2 separate regions of the Homo sapiens genome follow, and region 2 is linked to region 1. The links are chromatin loops, found by intact Hi-C in ENCODE. Cell type or tissue: K562. All regions are shown on one strand.

Region 1 (8,000 bases):
TATCTAAACTTTCCCCACTCCCATCAGTGTTTCTGTGCAGATAATTGTATTCTGTTAGGCCTGATAGAAGGTGATGCTGAATGCAAGGTGTCCTGTCAGTCTCACACTGCACACACAGCAACCCGAGATGGCACTTGGTCAGCCGTCTCTGTTTTTCTTTGTTATTGCATCATTGTCTTTTAAAACTCTGTTGTATGTCGGCTTTTCTCTGCAGACAAAATAACTTTTCTTATATACCTCTGCCATTTCAAACACTAGCCCTCTCTATACTTAGAGCATAGTGTCTGTAGGATTCACAATGCCCAGTTCACCCATGGGAGGTTAGAGAAAGCTTTTTAGTATTGAGATGAGGTACAGATGTGTGCCCCTCCCCCTCTTCAACTTTACTTCTGTCCATCCCAGCTGAGATGACGAACCTATTCAGAGTTTATCCTCATGTCCCATCTGGGCTCAGTATGAAACACTGGTGTTTGCCTTTAGTTACCACTAAATCCAAAGAGTTAAATAAAGATCTTGGCATCTTTTCTTTATTGCTTTCCCAAGTGTAATATTTAAGCTCTTTGTGAGTCTCATGAGGTTTTCCTTATTAATAGATTAGTTACCTCATACTAGGTTTAAGGATTTCCCTCCCTCCATTTCTTGCTCCTTCCTTCCTTCCTTCCTTCCTTCCCTCCCTCCCTCCCTCCCTCCCTCCTTCCCTCCTTCCTTCCTTCCCTCCTTCCCTCCTTCCTTCCTTCCCTCCTTCCCTCCTTCCCTCCTTCCCTCCTTCCCTCCTTCCCTCCTTCCCTCCCTCTCTCCCTCTCTCCCTCCCACAGGGTCTCACTCTGTCACACAGGCTGGAATACAGTGGCACGATCACAGCTTACTGCACCCTTGACTTCCTGGGCTCAAGTGAACCCCCACCTCAGCCTCCTGAGTAGCTGGGACCACAAGTGCACACCACCATGCCCAGTTAATTTTTGCATTTTTTGTAGAGATGGGGTTTCACTATGTTGTCCAGGCTGGTCTCGAACTCCTGGGCTCAAGTGATCCTCCCACCTCAGCCTCCCAAAGTGCTGGGATTATAGGTGTGAGCCACCACACCTGGCCTGGTTTGAGGATTTTCTAAATGTAAATTTTGGGAGAAAAGGGGCTTTTTGTAGTTGAAGCATGACAGTCATATTAACTTGCTTCATTTGGAGCTACATGAAATTTTTGTCATTGGAAGTAGGAATTACCTACTTGATAATGTAGGTGAGTACATTTTAGCCCCGTTGTTTGGGCGTGAGCTATGTCAGTGTTAAGTTAGTGACTTGTCTGTGTAAGTGATCTTTTTTCTTTTTCATAGAGAAATAAGTCATACTGTGCCAGACATATCTATCCATGGCAATCTCTCCTCAGTCCACTGCTCTCTGGATCTGTATAAATACAAGCTGATCCGCGGCTTATTAGAGAACAACCTGGGAGAACCCATAGAGGAATTTATGCGGCCTTATGATTTACAAGATCCAAGAATTCATGTGAGTGAGACCTTATGTTCTTCTGTCACTCTCATAGTCTCAGCTGACGGTCACCCTGTGTATCTATTCCTCAAACTCACTTGGAGAAAGAAGGTGGAGCAACAAGCAAATTAGATTTCTTGGCGTATGAGCCTGTTTTTAGGATGGCATCATCAGCTGTGGATTGACGAGCATTTTCCTTTTGTAGACTGTCCTGAGTGGAGAAGTGTACACCTGTATGTGCTTCCTCATTGATATGGTGAATGTAAGTCTGGAGCTTAAAGATCCAAAAAGAAAAGAAGGTGCTGGGTCCCTAGCCAGGTATGCCTTTGATTATATTATTATACTGTTAGTAACAGTATCCAAATAATACACATGTTTTGCATTGACACAGAGCAGAGGTTGCAGAGTGGTGGCCCACAGATGGAATGTTGTCTGCAGAGTGTCTTTTGGTTGATCTACACAGTGCTTTTGAAAAGTTTAGATTCATGCTCTATCAGTCAACATAGGTTAGGTTATGCTGTAGTAACAGACAACCCCAAAGTATCAGTGACTTAAAACAGTGAAGATCTTTTTCTCCCTCATACTCTGTGACCATTGTGGGTCTGGGCTGCTCTGCTTGTTGTAGTCGCTTAGGGTGACAGAGCAGCTAGTGTTTTGATGTGCCAGCGGGAAAAATGAGCTCTGAATGGTGTTGAATGGCAACTAAATGCTCTGGCAGACTTTGTGGAACTAAAATATGGTCCCACACAGGGTGATGGAGTCAGAAAGTCCTGTCTTGCTGTGTGTCTGAGTAGTTACGGGGTGGGAGATGCAGAACCACTTGATGTGCAGCATTGATGCCTTGCTGGCCAACATTTTCAAAGTTAGGGGCTAGGCGCAGTGGCTCAGGCCTGTAGTCCCAGCACTTTAGGAAGCCAAGGAAGGAGGATTGCTTGAGGCCAGGAATTCCAGACTGGCCTGGGCAACATAGTGAGAGACCCTGTCTCTACAAAAAATTAAAAAACTAGCTGCGCATGGTGGTGCATGCCTGTAGTCCCAGCTACTCAAGGCGTTAAGGTGAGAGAATCACTTGAACCAGGAGATTGAGGCTGCAGTGAGCCATGATCACACCACTGCACTCCAGCCTAGGTGACAGCTGAAACCTGGTCCCTCCCGCCCCAAAAAGTTGCAGGATTTTATATAAAAGGTTTGTATTTAGCTTCTTTTGAAAAACTGGAAGCTTTGGCAATACTAGGTCCATGTTCTCACTTGGAAGCATCTGGAAGCGGAGTAGCAATTGCTCCCTTGAAATGGGGCATATGCTTACCTAGTCCTTCGCTTATTTCTGTCACTTCCTTAGTCAGTGTAAATGTATGAATTCGTGATTACTGGTGTGGAACTTTAAAAAGTGCATTTCACACTTAATAACCTTTTCATGTTGATCTCTTATCAGTCCTGTAAGCTGGGCGTACATCACTCTTTTCCAGATAGAGTTTCTGACTAGCTTAAGGTCGTATGACTGGGAAAGTGGTTTGGCATTTGAAAACAGGACTTCAAGGCCAGTGATTCCCTGCTGAAGCACTCTGTCTTCTAGTTAGTCTTTCTGTTGAAAGTCCGCCACGGTCTGTACCTAACTCAGCTGGTGAGAGCGTTGCATACTGAAACTGTGGTCCCACATTGGTGGTCTTGTGAGCTAGCAATTTTATTCTTTCCTTTTTTTTTTTTTTTTTTTTTTTTTTAAGACAGAATCTCTCTCTGTTGCCCAGGCGGGACTGCAGTGGTGCCATCTCGGCTCACTGCAACCTCCACATCCCTGGCTCAAGTGATCCTCCCACCTCAGCCCCACCGAGTAGCTGGGACTACAGGCATGAGCCACGTCACCCAGCGATTTTCTGTGATGATTGGCTGTGCCCTTAGTTTTTCTCAATATGGAATAATTCTGTATGTATTGTCATAATGGTACCGAGTAATTATGAATTCCTCATTGCAGCTTTCTCGGTTATGAAAAAACGATGGTTCCAAATGCATTTCCTGTTGGTAGATTAGTTGAATTATTCTCCATGTGAAGAGTATTATTTGTTCCCAGTACACTACAGCAGTTTCACATAAACAGTTGGACAGACCCTGGAGAGTGAAACATCCAGGCAAGCTAGAAGCTGACAGATGAAGGCCCAGAGGGACCCTTGACATCCTTTGGGGATATACAGCCTTCTTAGACTTCTGATGGGTCATGGGAATGATAACGGATTCAGAATATGTTAAACATGTGGTATTGTTACTTCTCATGCCGTTCCTATGAACAAGATCATCTCTTTGGAACTGGAAAAGTAAGATCCAAGGCACAGTGACACTAACTCCATTTTGAGGAGTCTATTAACAGAATCAACAAGAAAACTCAGAATGAAAGTTATTCTCCTTATGGGACTTAGATATATTTTTGATTTTGCTCGTTATCTCGAACTTATATACTTTTGTAAAATGGAAGAGTTGTGTTTCACATCTTGCTTGCTTTCTTTTCTCTCTTTTAGATTTGACTTCAAGAAATGCAAACTGCTCTATGAAAGTTTTTCCAACCAAACCAAGTCCATTAACTTGGTTTCCCATTCCATGATGGCTTTTGACACCCGTTATGCTGGGCAGAAGACCAGCCCTGGCATGACGAATGTGTTCAGCTGTATCTTTCAGCCCGCTAAGAACAGCAGCACCACCCAAGGGTCCATTCAGATTGAACTACATTTCAGGTAGCAGGTCCAGACCCTTCTCTGCCTTTCTTTGTGGAGACATTCCCTTTTGGGTCACGTCTTTGTTGGCTTTAGAACATCAAAAAACCAAGGAATCACTAGACAGATAAATAGATAATGGCTTAATCAGTGCAGTGTACTGTATATTAATGCATTATTCCTATAATCTTGCAGTTTCATTTATTGGCCAAAAGATGTCTCTGTTGCCTTTAAAAATAAAGTAGTTAAGAATTGAGCCTTAAAATCAATCTCCTTGTAAGCTGTAGACTGTTTTAATTTGTAAAGTGGCTTGGAGAAGGAAGAAATTATGCTGGTTTAAGGAAAAAAGTAAAAAGACTTTTGGTCTTTACAAATAATGGAAGGGAAGGTGGGTTTGACTTGAATTACCCATTCAAGTCTTACTGACTCATTATCCATGTATACATAGTTTTTACCTTTTTGAATTAGGTTATATTTTTCTTTCTGGTATTATGGGAGGCAGTGTTCTATATAGAAAGAACATATATTTTGGAATCAGACAGATCTGGGCTGAAAACCTTGCTCTCCTATTATCTAGCTATGTGTCCTTAGACAAGTTGTTTAGCCCCTTTGAGCCTCAACTTCCTCTTATATAAAATAGAAAATTACCTATACCCACCTCATGGGGTAGAGGTAATAATTAAAGTAATTCTGGCATATTGCTTGGCACAGTTGGCAGCTGTCATTGTTATGCTGATATAACATGTTGTTTTATGATATACCATTTGCTGATGTTATGGCTGAACATAGACCTTAAAACTGAAAAATTAGGCCTGGTCTAAAGAAGTCTTTCAGTGAAAACCCAAAAAGGAGACCCTCCCTTCTGTTAGTGCTTCATGTCATCAGACATGTTGTAAGTATAAACCACTAAGTAAAAAGATTGTGAAAAACTTTGTGTTTAAGCAAAAAACAGAACAAAAAGTCATCAGGATTATTCTTACATGTTTCTGTATGCCTGACATTTCAATGTGCTGTTCAGAATTCCCCAGGGTTTAGGTTTTGTTTTGTTTTTCGAGAGAGGTCATGATTTCTTCATATGCCTTTAGGAAATCTAGCAGAGTAGACATTTACATTTTTTTATGAACTTTAAAAGTTCAGGAGTAGGAATCCTAATTGCCTCTTATTGGGCCCTGCCATGAGCCAGGCACTTTAGCTACGCTCAGTATAATCCTGACAAGTCTGCAGAGGGGATGACTTCTTCCTCATTTTGCAGTTTCCAAGTTAGAAACTTGGATAAGGGTTAGTTCACTCTTCTAAGGTCACACAGCTCGTAGGTCAAGAAATCAGAGCTCAAACCTGGGTATGTGATGTTAAAGCCCATGATGTTTCCAACAGTCTTTGGACCTATCAGGTGTCTCGTCATTGGGCTGATTGCAGTCATGTGATAAGATGGCCCCATTTTGCAGTTCATTTGGTTGAAGATGTTTCCTTTGAACAAGAGGCTGGCATCTGTTTGTTCCATCTGGAGAAACATTTCTTTTTTTTTTTTGAGACGTAGTCTCACTCTGTCGCCTAGGCTGGAGTGCAGTGGCACGATCTCAGCTCACTGCAACCTCCGCCTCCCGGGTTCAAGTGATTCTCCTGTCTCAGCCTCCTGAGTAGCTGGGACTACAGGCTCCTGCCACCATGGCTGGCTAATTTTTGTATTTTTAGTAGAAACGGGGTTTCACCATATTGGCCAGGCTGGTCTCAAACTCCTGACCTTGTGATCTGCCCGCCTCAGCCTCCCAAAGTGCTGGGATTACAGGTGTGAGCCACCGTGCCCGGCCGAGAAACATTTCTTTTTGAGTTTACTTTATTATTATTGATCTGGCTTCTTAGACTGTCAGGTAGTTGTCTCCTTCTTATCATATTTTTAATATACAGGGAGCCTGGAAATATTTGTGTATTATAGGTGTATAATTGGAGTCAAATAATAAAGCCTTACCTTGGCTCTTGCTAACAGAAATACTATTGTTAGCAAGAGGAGTGAAATGTTCTTTAGATGGGAATTTTTGAACGCCTTTCGTGTCTGAAGAAGAATTACTCTTCTGTTGGGATCTTGTGTGTCAAATATAAATCACTTCACAGTGTTTAAAGGCTTGAAATATTTTCCAGAAAAGGGATCCAACACACTGTGACTTTCCAGTTAAATACAGAACTCTGACAATCTATGTTCAAAATGGGGTGGAAAAATTTTACTGAGGGCAACATTTTTTCTCCATTACACAAGAGTAGAGTGTTTCTGTGAAAAATGCTGTGTCTGTAAGAAGGAGCCATGCATCATGCTGCCCTTTTACTAGAGGCAGTGAGCCAGGTTTAGGGGAAATGAGGAGCAGAGAAACCAGCCTCAGAAATATTTCCAAGTTAGCTTTTCCCACATAGGAATACCTTTTATGTCAGGGAACCAGGTACATGTAGTAGCTACAACCCCAGAGTCGCTTTTGGGCTTACGGAACCAAGTTCAACCCAGAAAACCGCATTCAAGTGCTCCAGCCCCTGTTTCTCTTGTCCTACTCATCTGAGGCCTTATCCATTAGTAGGCTGGGCCTGCTGATGTACTAATAGGGCCTGGATGAAGCCCCTGACTGCATCATGGTTTGAAGTCAGGCCTGAGAGTCCTCGCTGGGTTTTCACGTCAAATGTAGACTTCGGAGCAATGGCAACTTGTCCCCCCACCCCCACCCCAACTCTACCTCTAGGTTACTTAGGGGACATTTATCCCTGGTAAATGTCATCTTACTTGTTCTCCTCGGGCCAAAAGATCTGGGCTGTCAGGTCAGTTTCAATTAGAGAAACAATCTAGTACTAGTGTGTGTAAACTTGGTATTATTTATAAAGAAATGATCCTAGACGTCAAAGAAGGAGTGCCTCATTGATCTTCTTGAAATAGCCCATAGGGAAAGAAAGTGACATTTATCAAATGACTGCTTTGTGCCTGGTGCTTTATTTCTTATCATATTAATATTCTTCATTTTATAAGTAGGGAAACAGGCTGAGAGAAGGTAGGTGGCTTTCGTAAGATAACACAGCTCGTAAATGGCAGTATTTAAGTCTGCGTCTCTGACTTCAAAGCCTGTGCTCTTTATCATACCAGAATTTCTTGACCTTAGCACTATCAACGTTTTGGGTCAGATAATTCCTTATTATGGGGCTGTCCTGTACATCGTGGGTTAGTTAACAGCATCCCTGGCCTCTACCTATACTAGATAGCAATAGCAACCCCCTCTAGTTGCAATTGCAATTGAAATGTGAATAAAAAATGTCTCCAAGGGCCAGGTGCAGTGGCCCACATCTGTAATCCTAGCACTTTGGGAGGCTGAGGCGGGAGGATCACTTGATCCCAGGAGTTTGAAGTTACAGTGAGCTGTGATCGTGCCACTGCATTCCAGTCTGGGCAACAGAGTGTGACCCTGTCTCTTAAAAAAAAAAGAAAAGAAATAATGTCTTCAGGGGAGCAAAACCATCTGATTGAGAACCACTGAGCTATACTACCTATGCTGCTTTCTTATAAAATGTTCCTTGTTGTTTAAAAATATGATTAACTTATTATACTGAATGTGTTATTAAACCAGTAATACACTGAATGTGTTATTCAACCAGTGTTCAAAGTTTACTGATACTCAAAGCAGGCAGTTTGGAAAATACCGGAATACCACCTGCCAAAACTGAGCAGTACATTTGCAGGTTATTGAAATAACCATGTTTCTTTTTTCCTATTTATTTTCTCCTGTCTTCTTTTTATAGATCTACCAAGGATTCCTCCTGCTTTACAGTAGTTCTCAACAATCTCCGTGTGTTT
Region 2 (8,000 bases), 460 kb after region 1:
GTTTGGAAGACATTCTTTATGGTACCAGCAAGGGCAGAATTACAGATTTGTGTCCAGAAAGTGCAGAGTGGAATTGGGGTGAACTAATTACCTTTCCACCTCTACCAGAGCAATGACATTGGCACTAGGAGATGATGAAGTGATGTGATTTGCCGTAAGAATGATGTTTTTTTCTCTAGATTCATCAGGATGAGCCTCCAGGCCCCACCTAGACTCCTGGAGCTGGCTGAGCAGAGTCTGCTGAGAGACCGGGCCTTGGCCATCCCCACCCTGGAGGAGCTGCCCAGGGAGCTCTTTCCCCCACTGTTCATGGAGGCCTTTACCAGGAGATGCTGCGAGACCCTGACAACTATGGTGCAGGCCTGGCCCTTCACCTGCCTTCCTCTAGGGTCCCTGATGAAGTCATGTAATCTAGAGATCTTTCGAGCTGTGCTGGAGGGGCTTGATGCACTGCTTGCCCAGAAGGTTCGCCCCAGGTGAGGTGACCCAGCTAACCAGGTGGGGAGGGCTCAGGCATCCAGGGTAGGGTTAGCTGGGTCAGAAGGAGTGGGAGGCCCAAGGGTGGCCCAGAGACTTCTGATGGGGCTGGGGAGGAAGCTCAGAGAGGCCTTGGCCATTGTCCAGCTCCTCTGGGAAAGGACTGCTCACCATGCAGGGTCCACTGAAGGATCAGGAACCTGCCTCCTGCCAGTGGCAATTGAAGACACTAGCAGTGGGGACCAGGCAGGTTTCAAGGAGAAAGAGGGATGGAGAAAAGACAGAGAGTGGGAGAAGCAGCAGGGAGGAGAGTCGCTGATGTCCGGGATGTGGATAAAAGCTCAAATCCTTCCTAAATTTGGAGCCTCTCTTCTCTTTTACCCACAGGCGGTGGAAACTTCAAGTGTTGGACTTGCGGAATGTGGATGAGAACTTCTGGGGCATATGGTCTGGAGCTTCTGCACTCTCCCCAGAGGCCCTGAGTAAGAGACGAACAGCAGGGAACTGTCCAAGGCCGGGTGGGCAGCAGCCCTTGATGGTGATCCTAGACCTTTGCTTCAAGAATGGGACGCTGGATGAATGCCTCACCCACTTCTTAGAGTGGGGCAAGCAGAGAAAAGGCTTACTGCACGTGTGTTGCAAGGAGCTGCAGATTTTTGGAATAGCCATCCACAGGATCATAGAGGTCCTGAACACGGTGGAGCTAGACTGTATCCAGGAGGTGGAAGTGTGCTGCCCGTGGGAGCTGTCCATTCTTATAAGGTTCGCCCCTTACCTGGGCCAGATGAGGAATCTCCGCAAACTTGTTCTCTTCAACATCCATGTCTCTGCCTGCATTCCCCTAGACAGGAAGGAGCAGTTTGTCATCCAGTTCACCTCTCAGTTCCTCAAGCTGGACTACTTCCAGAAGCTTTACATGCACTCTGTCTCTTTCCTCGAAGGCCACCTGGACCAGCTGCTCAGGTGAGGAAGTATGGTGAGCTTTCTCTGCAGACCGCAGCAAAGACTTTCTTTATTACTGTAAACACCAGGGGGTATCTACTGTGAGCCAGCTTGTGAGGAGGTAACAGCGAAGGGGACACTAGAATGTCCATGCATTGTCCTGTTGGCAGCTCTGTCCTGAAATAGGTGTCACACATCCATCCCAATAAGCCAGCGGGATCTCCTGGGCTAGATGCTATAGAGAGGCTGCCATGCTAGGAAGGTACTGCAGGGTTTAGATCTAGTGAGGGTGCATTCGTGAATTCCTCCCGAGGATGTGTGTCTAAGTTAAGACGATGGGAAATGGGGAGTTGAAGAGGGCACTAAAGAAGAGAATGTCCATCACACCCCTCCATTTTAAAATATAAGGTCTGTCCTCACCTGCCTAGTGAACAGGTAAAATCCTGTGTCTCCCTCTGTCAGTAAAATGTTTTGAGCTCCAAAACATGATGGAATAGAGGGTGAGGGAGCAGGAGTGAAGAATGGTGAAAGTGATAGATGGTTTGCTGATGATACGGGCATGTCAGGGTCTCCTGCAGCCTGGCCACCCCAGCTGAGGTTGCAGGATCTTGCCTGGGTTTGTCATTTATGCCTGTGTCTCCATCGGGCTCCTGTGGCCCAGAGATGTGGTTTTCTACCTGACACATGAGGAAAGGGAGCATTAGAGTTCATGGACTTGACCCAGTCACCCGAGTGATGGTGAAGGACTGAGCCTCGATTGGGTCTGCCCTGAATGAGCAGAGTCTCCATTCCCACACCCCAGGTGCTGATTATCCTCAGATAAGCAGAACAGCCTTGGGTTGTGAAAAGTGTCATCTCTCACCTTGAGGTCTTCCCCACCACTCTCCTCTAACTCCTTCTTGTTCTCTCCCAGGTGTCTCCAGGCCCCCTTGGAGACAGTCGTAATGACCGAATGCCTGCTGTCAGAGTCGGACCTGAAGCATCTCTCTTGGTGCCCGAGCATCCGTCAGCTAAAAGAGCTAGACCTGAGGGGCATCACACTGACCCATTTCAGTCCTGAGCCCCTCTCAGTTCTGCTGGAGCAAGCTGAGGCCACCCTGCAGACCCTGGACTTAGAGGACTGTGGGATCGTGGATTCCCAACTCAGCGCCATCCTGCCTGCCCTGAGCCGCTGCTCCCAGCTCAGCACCTTCAGCTTCTGTGGGAACCTCATCTCCATGGCCGCCCTGGAGAACCTGCTGCGCCACACCGTCGGGCTGAGCAAGCTAAGCCTGGAGCTGTATCCTGCCCCTCTGGAGAGTTATGATGCCCAGGGTGCTCTCTGCTGGGGAAGATTTTCTCAACTTGGGGCTGAGCTGATGAAGACACTGAGGGACTTAAGGCAGCCCAAGATAATTGTGTTCAGCACTGTCCCCTGCCCTCGCTGTGGCATCAGGGCCTCCTATGACCTGGAGCCCAGTCACTGTCTGTTGAATGCCTGCTGTCAGGGTGGATTTATTTAAAGCTTTCTTCTGGTCATTTGGCAACTGAATCCTAGGCCATGAGTGTATGTCAAAGGGAGCACAGACCCATCGTTTCATATGCCTGCTCAATGTGAACCGGAAAGGAAAGGGGATGCAGGAAGGGAGGGACTGGGGGAAAAGTTGAGTTGGAGTCAATAGGAGCTTTAGAGACCTGTGTCCCAGAGAATCAGAAATGGGAATCTGAATTGCTAGAATGAGAATCAGGTAGGAGAGACACATGAGACAGTTACCCCTGCACGGATGGTTGTAAAGAAACAGTCAGAAATAAAGGGAAGCTGAGTGGAAACTGTCTGGTGTCCTCCATGATTGCTTCACCTGGCTTAACAATTTTAACCTAAGGAATCTCAAGTTACTCATGGGGGACAAAAGGCACTAAGTTCTCTAAAATTAATGAGGTTCAGCCCAAGGAAATAAAGGCATCAAAGTGGAATGTGATCGTTTTGCTCAATTCCTTTTTTTTTAATTTCTCTCTGGGCATGTGTCTATTTAGTGGGTTAATACACGTGAGATGCACTTACGGGGCCTGGACCATTCTAGGTGGGCAGTGAGGGTCAGTCACTGAAGTTCAGCCCCTTCTTCGCAGGGCCCTCACTTTTGTCCAGATGCTTAGACCCTGTTTACTCCTGATGGGTGGATTCAGAACGCTCAGTTGCTGACCATTACCTGTGCTGGGAAAGGATTTCACTGCACAAGGTGTGGCCTCTGCCCTGGAAGGGGAGCTCCACACTGTATGAGCAGGAGCCTCAGGGCATCACCAACCCATGCTTGTTCTCATGGAGGGTAGTGACCCTTGCAATATTAAAATAGTTGTGGCCAATAAAGACATCCAAATTCCCTTTTTGGGAAAATGCTTAAATTATGCAGGCATATAGTACATTTTAAACATTTCTAGCCCACATTTAACAAACATTTTATCCTTTTGGGGAGCTAGGTCATATTGATGAGATTTTCCCATAACACTTGCCTTCTCTCCCTCTCAAGGAAGACTAGTGCAGTGTGTTTGGGTATCACACGTCATCAGAGGGTGGATAATGATCAAGTGCCTGTGGGTGATGAGTGACCTTCGCTGTGCTGAGGGACCCTACACAAAAGGCTCCCGAGTGTGGGACCCTGCTGAGGACACAGGGGCTGGTGCTGTTGGGCAGGAAGCTGAGGAAAGAGCCTCAATTTTCCTGTAGAATGAGAAGGATTATGCCCACCAGCCTGTGGGACCCTCTTAGGACACAGTGAGATGGTACATGGTTATGACTTGGAATGGGGCCTTTCATACAGTAAAAGCTTAATACATGCATCCTGTCTTTCTTTTTTCCTCCTAATAAAAGTCTCAGCATTCTTCATCCTTCAATCTCACCTCCTATTCCTCATAACAGGGAGGCAGTAGGGACCCAGGGCATGCAATGGGACTCAGCTTCTACACGCCGCCACCGCTTAATCATGATTCCTGTAAACAGCAGGACCTCAACAACCAGCAAAGAACGGGGTGGGCAGTGCAGGACTGAATTCATCTCTAGTGATCATGAGATAAAAATTTCCAAACCACGGGACTCATGTGCCATCTGCTGTAATTTAGTTAGACCGTCTGGTGTAATTTAGTGATGAAAGCAGGAGTATATTAAGTGGTACTTCCAAAAATCTGCTATTATGTAAATGTTTATGGAGTGTCACTATTCATTTGTTGGCTATTCTAAATAATTGGCCATGTTGCCCCAATACCCCTTAAAGTCAGAGGTAATCCAAAGACTTTCCCCAATTGGAGAAGATTTAATAGAACAAGGACTTACAATTCCTTGTCCCAATCCATGTAACCCTTCCATCCTGCCAGATATAAAACCTAACTGACAAGGTTAATGATTTGTGCAAGACTTACATGCAATAAAGAAAATTGTAATAGTGAGATATACTGTGGCTTCACATGAAATATCTTGTTATGTAAGGTGACTACAGACTCTAAATGGTACCCAGTGAGAGATTTCTCCTCTGCCTTCCTTAGGATTCCTGTTGATGAGGAGAGCCAATACTTGTTGGCCTTTACTTGAAAAATTCAGCAACACGCCTGGGTTGTAACGCCACAGGGGTTCACTGGAGTCCCATCATAGTTCTCGCAGGGATAACACCAGGACCTGTTAACCTTACCATTCCCTAGAAATTCCACTCTCATTCAATATGCAGTAGGTGTGCAGTTATGTTCTCTTACCAAGGGACACTCTAATAGATTCCATTTATCTTTTAGAGCAGTAAGCTTACAAGGGCCCTAAGACCTCCATGAAAACTTTTCCATTCTCTAGAGAAAAGGTCCTTACTTAGGACATAATCCAAGTGCAGGGAAAGCTTCCATCTCATCTGAAATAATAAAGACAATCCACGGTTTCCCTAGTCCCGTAACAATGAGGAGGTGCCCTCTTACATGTGAGACATTGTAGCTGTTGGTTCCCAAATTTCTCTCTGCTGGCATCATTCTTATAATGAACTCACAGAAAAACTTTGTCCCAGTGCGCCTGAGTGGGCAGGTGTAGGACTTGACACTGGGTGCAATGTTATACAATATTTTTTGCCTCTTTCCATGTGATATCAAATTTATTTTTTAGTCCTGTTGCATTTACATGAGTCAAAGCATGAAGTTCTTGTGCTTCTATGAATGCAGATGATGCTAGCAAGTCAGCTTGTTCATTTGCTTTAGTTAAAGGCCTTGGTAAATTAGTACGTGCTCAGATATGAGTAATATAAAATGGGAAATTTCTTTTTCTTACAATTTGTTGTAACAAATTAAAGGGCTTGTTTAACTGATCATCCATACTATATTTGATTAGGGCTGTCTCAACATCCTTTGTAGCTGTGCTACATATGCAGAATCTGATTTTCAATGACTCGTTCTTTCGGCCTGGTGTGAACCACTTTTCCATTGCTGGAACCATCAGTAAACACCATCAGAGCATTTTCTAAAGGTTTATGTCTGGTAATTTTAGGTAAAATTCAAGTAGTCAATTTTAAAAACTGGAAGATTTTTGTTTTTGGGTAATGCTTATCAGTAATTCTCACAAAATCAGCAAGACCAATCTGCCATGCAGCAGAATTGATAAAGCCTTGTCTAAACTCTTCCTTGTTTAAAGGAACAATGATTTTATCTGGGTCACTTCCACACAATTTTATTATTTGTAATCTTGCCTGACCAATTAATGTAGCCATTTGATCCAAGTACAATGTAAAAGTCTTAATCGTACTGTGAGGAAGGAAAGATCACTCCACAAGATCTGTATTTTGAACAATAATGCCTGTTGAGAATGTGCAGTAGCAAAAATCAAAAGTTGGAGTGGGGCGAAGTGATCTATTCTATTTACTTGTGCTGACCGAATTTTTTCTTCAATTAATTCAATTTCTTTAGTTGCCTCTGGAGTTAATGTTCTTTTACTATTCAATTCTGGATCCCCACTCAAGATAGAGAACAAATTTGACATGGCATAAGTAAGGATGCCTAGAGTTGGCCAAATCCAATTAATATCTCCTAGCAATTTATGAAAGTCGTTTAATGTTTTTAATGTGTCTTTTCTTATTTCTATTTTTTGTTGTTTAAATTTTCTTTCCTCTACCTGCATTCCCAAGTAATGGACAGGAGTAGAGGTTTGAATCTTATCAGATGCTATTGTCAGTCCTGCGTTTGCAACCTCTGTCTGCAGAAATGTGTAACAGTCAATTAATGTGTCTCTCGTTTCTGCAGCACACAAAAGATCATCAACATAATGAAAGACGTAGTCTGAAAACTTGTCTCTAACTGGTTGAAGAGCTTCAGCTACAAAAATCTGACAAATAGTTGGACTATTAAGCATTCCCTGGGCAACACTTTCCACTGAAACCTGGTGGCTGGTTCTTTATTATTTATGGCTGGTATAGTAAAAGCAAATTTTTCAAAATCCTGTTTTGCTAGAGGAATGGTAAAAAAGCAATCCTTCAGATCAATTATAATTAAAGGCCAATCTTTGGGGATCATGGCCAGAGAGGGCAACCCAGGTTGGAGAGCCCCCATAGGTTGAATTACAGCATTGACGGCTCTTAAGACGGTCAACATGTGCCATCTGCCGGATTTTTTCTGAGTTACAAACACAGGAGAATTCAAGGCGAAAATGAAGGCTCAATATGTCCCTTTGCTAATTGTTCTTTTGCCCGTAAGTGTAAAGCCTCCAGCTTTTGTTTTGGTAGCAGCCACTGATTTACCCATACAGGTTTTTCTGTTTTCCAAGTTAATGGAATGGGTTTTGGAGGCTCTACAGTGGCCACTCCTAAAAAGGATATCCTATTCTTTTTCTTTCTTGATTTCCCTCAGCCTCAATTGGGATTTTAATGCCATCTCCATTTTTCCCTAGTCCTTTGCCAGGGAGACATCCCATTTTAGTCATGATTTTTTGACTCGTGGGGCTGTATAAGGAGGCTGGGATAGTAATCTCTGCATGTCATTGTTGTAACAAGTCTCGGCCCAAAAAATTATTTGGAATAAAAGTAATCATAGGTTGAACTGTACTTTCTTGATTATCAGGTCCTAGACAATGTAAAATCATGGTGCTTTGATACACTTTTGAGGCGCTGCCCACACCGACAAGTCCTGTAACAGGCTTTTGTTTAGGCCAATTTTTTGGCCATTGATTTAAGGCGATAAGGGAAACATCAGCATCGGTATCCAATAATCCTATAAACTGCTTTCCCTGAATAGTGACTGTACACACAGGTCTATTCTCTGAGACATGACGAGCCCATTGAGTGGCTTTTCTGGCAGAGTTGGTACTTCCAAACCCTCTTGTCCTTTCCGTTTTGTTTTCCCAATTTTAATATAAGGCAAAAGCAATAATTGAGCAATTCTATTACCTGGATTGGCACTCCAGGGAACAGTGGAGCTGATCACTAACTGAATTTCCCCTTTATAATCTGAATCAATTACCCCAGTATGAATTTGGACTCCCTTCAAATTTAGACTTCATCTCCCTAAAATGAGGCCTACTGTCCCTCCTGGCAGTGGGCCATATACCCCTGTAGGAATCTTTTGCGGGGTCTCTCCAGGGAGTAAAGAAACCT

The links. Hi-C counts contacts between places; a loop is a spot of excess contacts. Peaks named below come from ENCODE experiments on the same cell type or tissue, not always from the same donor. Only the 100,000 strongest peaks of a DNase experiment are listed, where the experiment ranks them.
Region 2: a loop joins it to region 1, with 2.9 times the contacts of the local background. A loop is called at or near these places in 2 of 110 quality-filtered maps.

The regions. Positions count from the first base shown.
Region 1 is chr1:12,310,127-12,318,126 of GRCh38, forward strand. VPS13D (vacuolar protein sorting 13 homolog D) reads left to right here. Exons shown (of 70, transcript NM_015378.4): 28 at 1,328-1,499; 29 at 1,687-1,799; 30 at 3,989-4,201; 31 at 7,946-8,000. Among named protein-coding and RNA genes, the nearest start is that of VPS13D, 84 kb to the left of the region's middle. In K562, a CTCF peak has its summit at 4,397; a DNase peak (open chromatin) is centred at 4,375.
Region 2 is chr1:12,774,679-12,782,678 of GRCh38, forward strand. It overlaps PRAMEF12 (PRAME family member 12), which reads left to right. Exons shown (of 3, transcript NM_001080830.5): 1 at 1-476; 2 at 865-1,440; 3 at 2,333-3,228. The coding sequence starts at 190. The coding sequence ends at 2,921. Among named protein-coding and RNA genes, the nearest start is that of PRAMEF12, 4.9 kb to the left of the region's middle. In K562, CTCF peaks have their summits at 4,498 and 7,011 (motif pointing left); no DNase peak of the experiment used is centred here; H3K27me3 peaks cover 4,194 bases.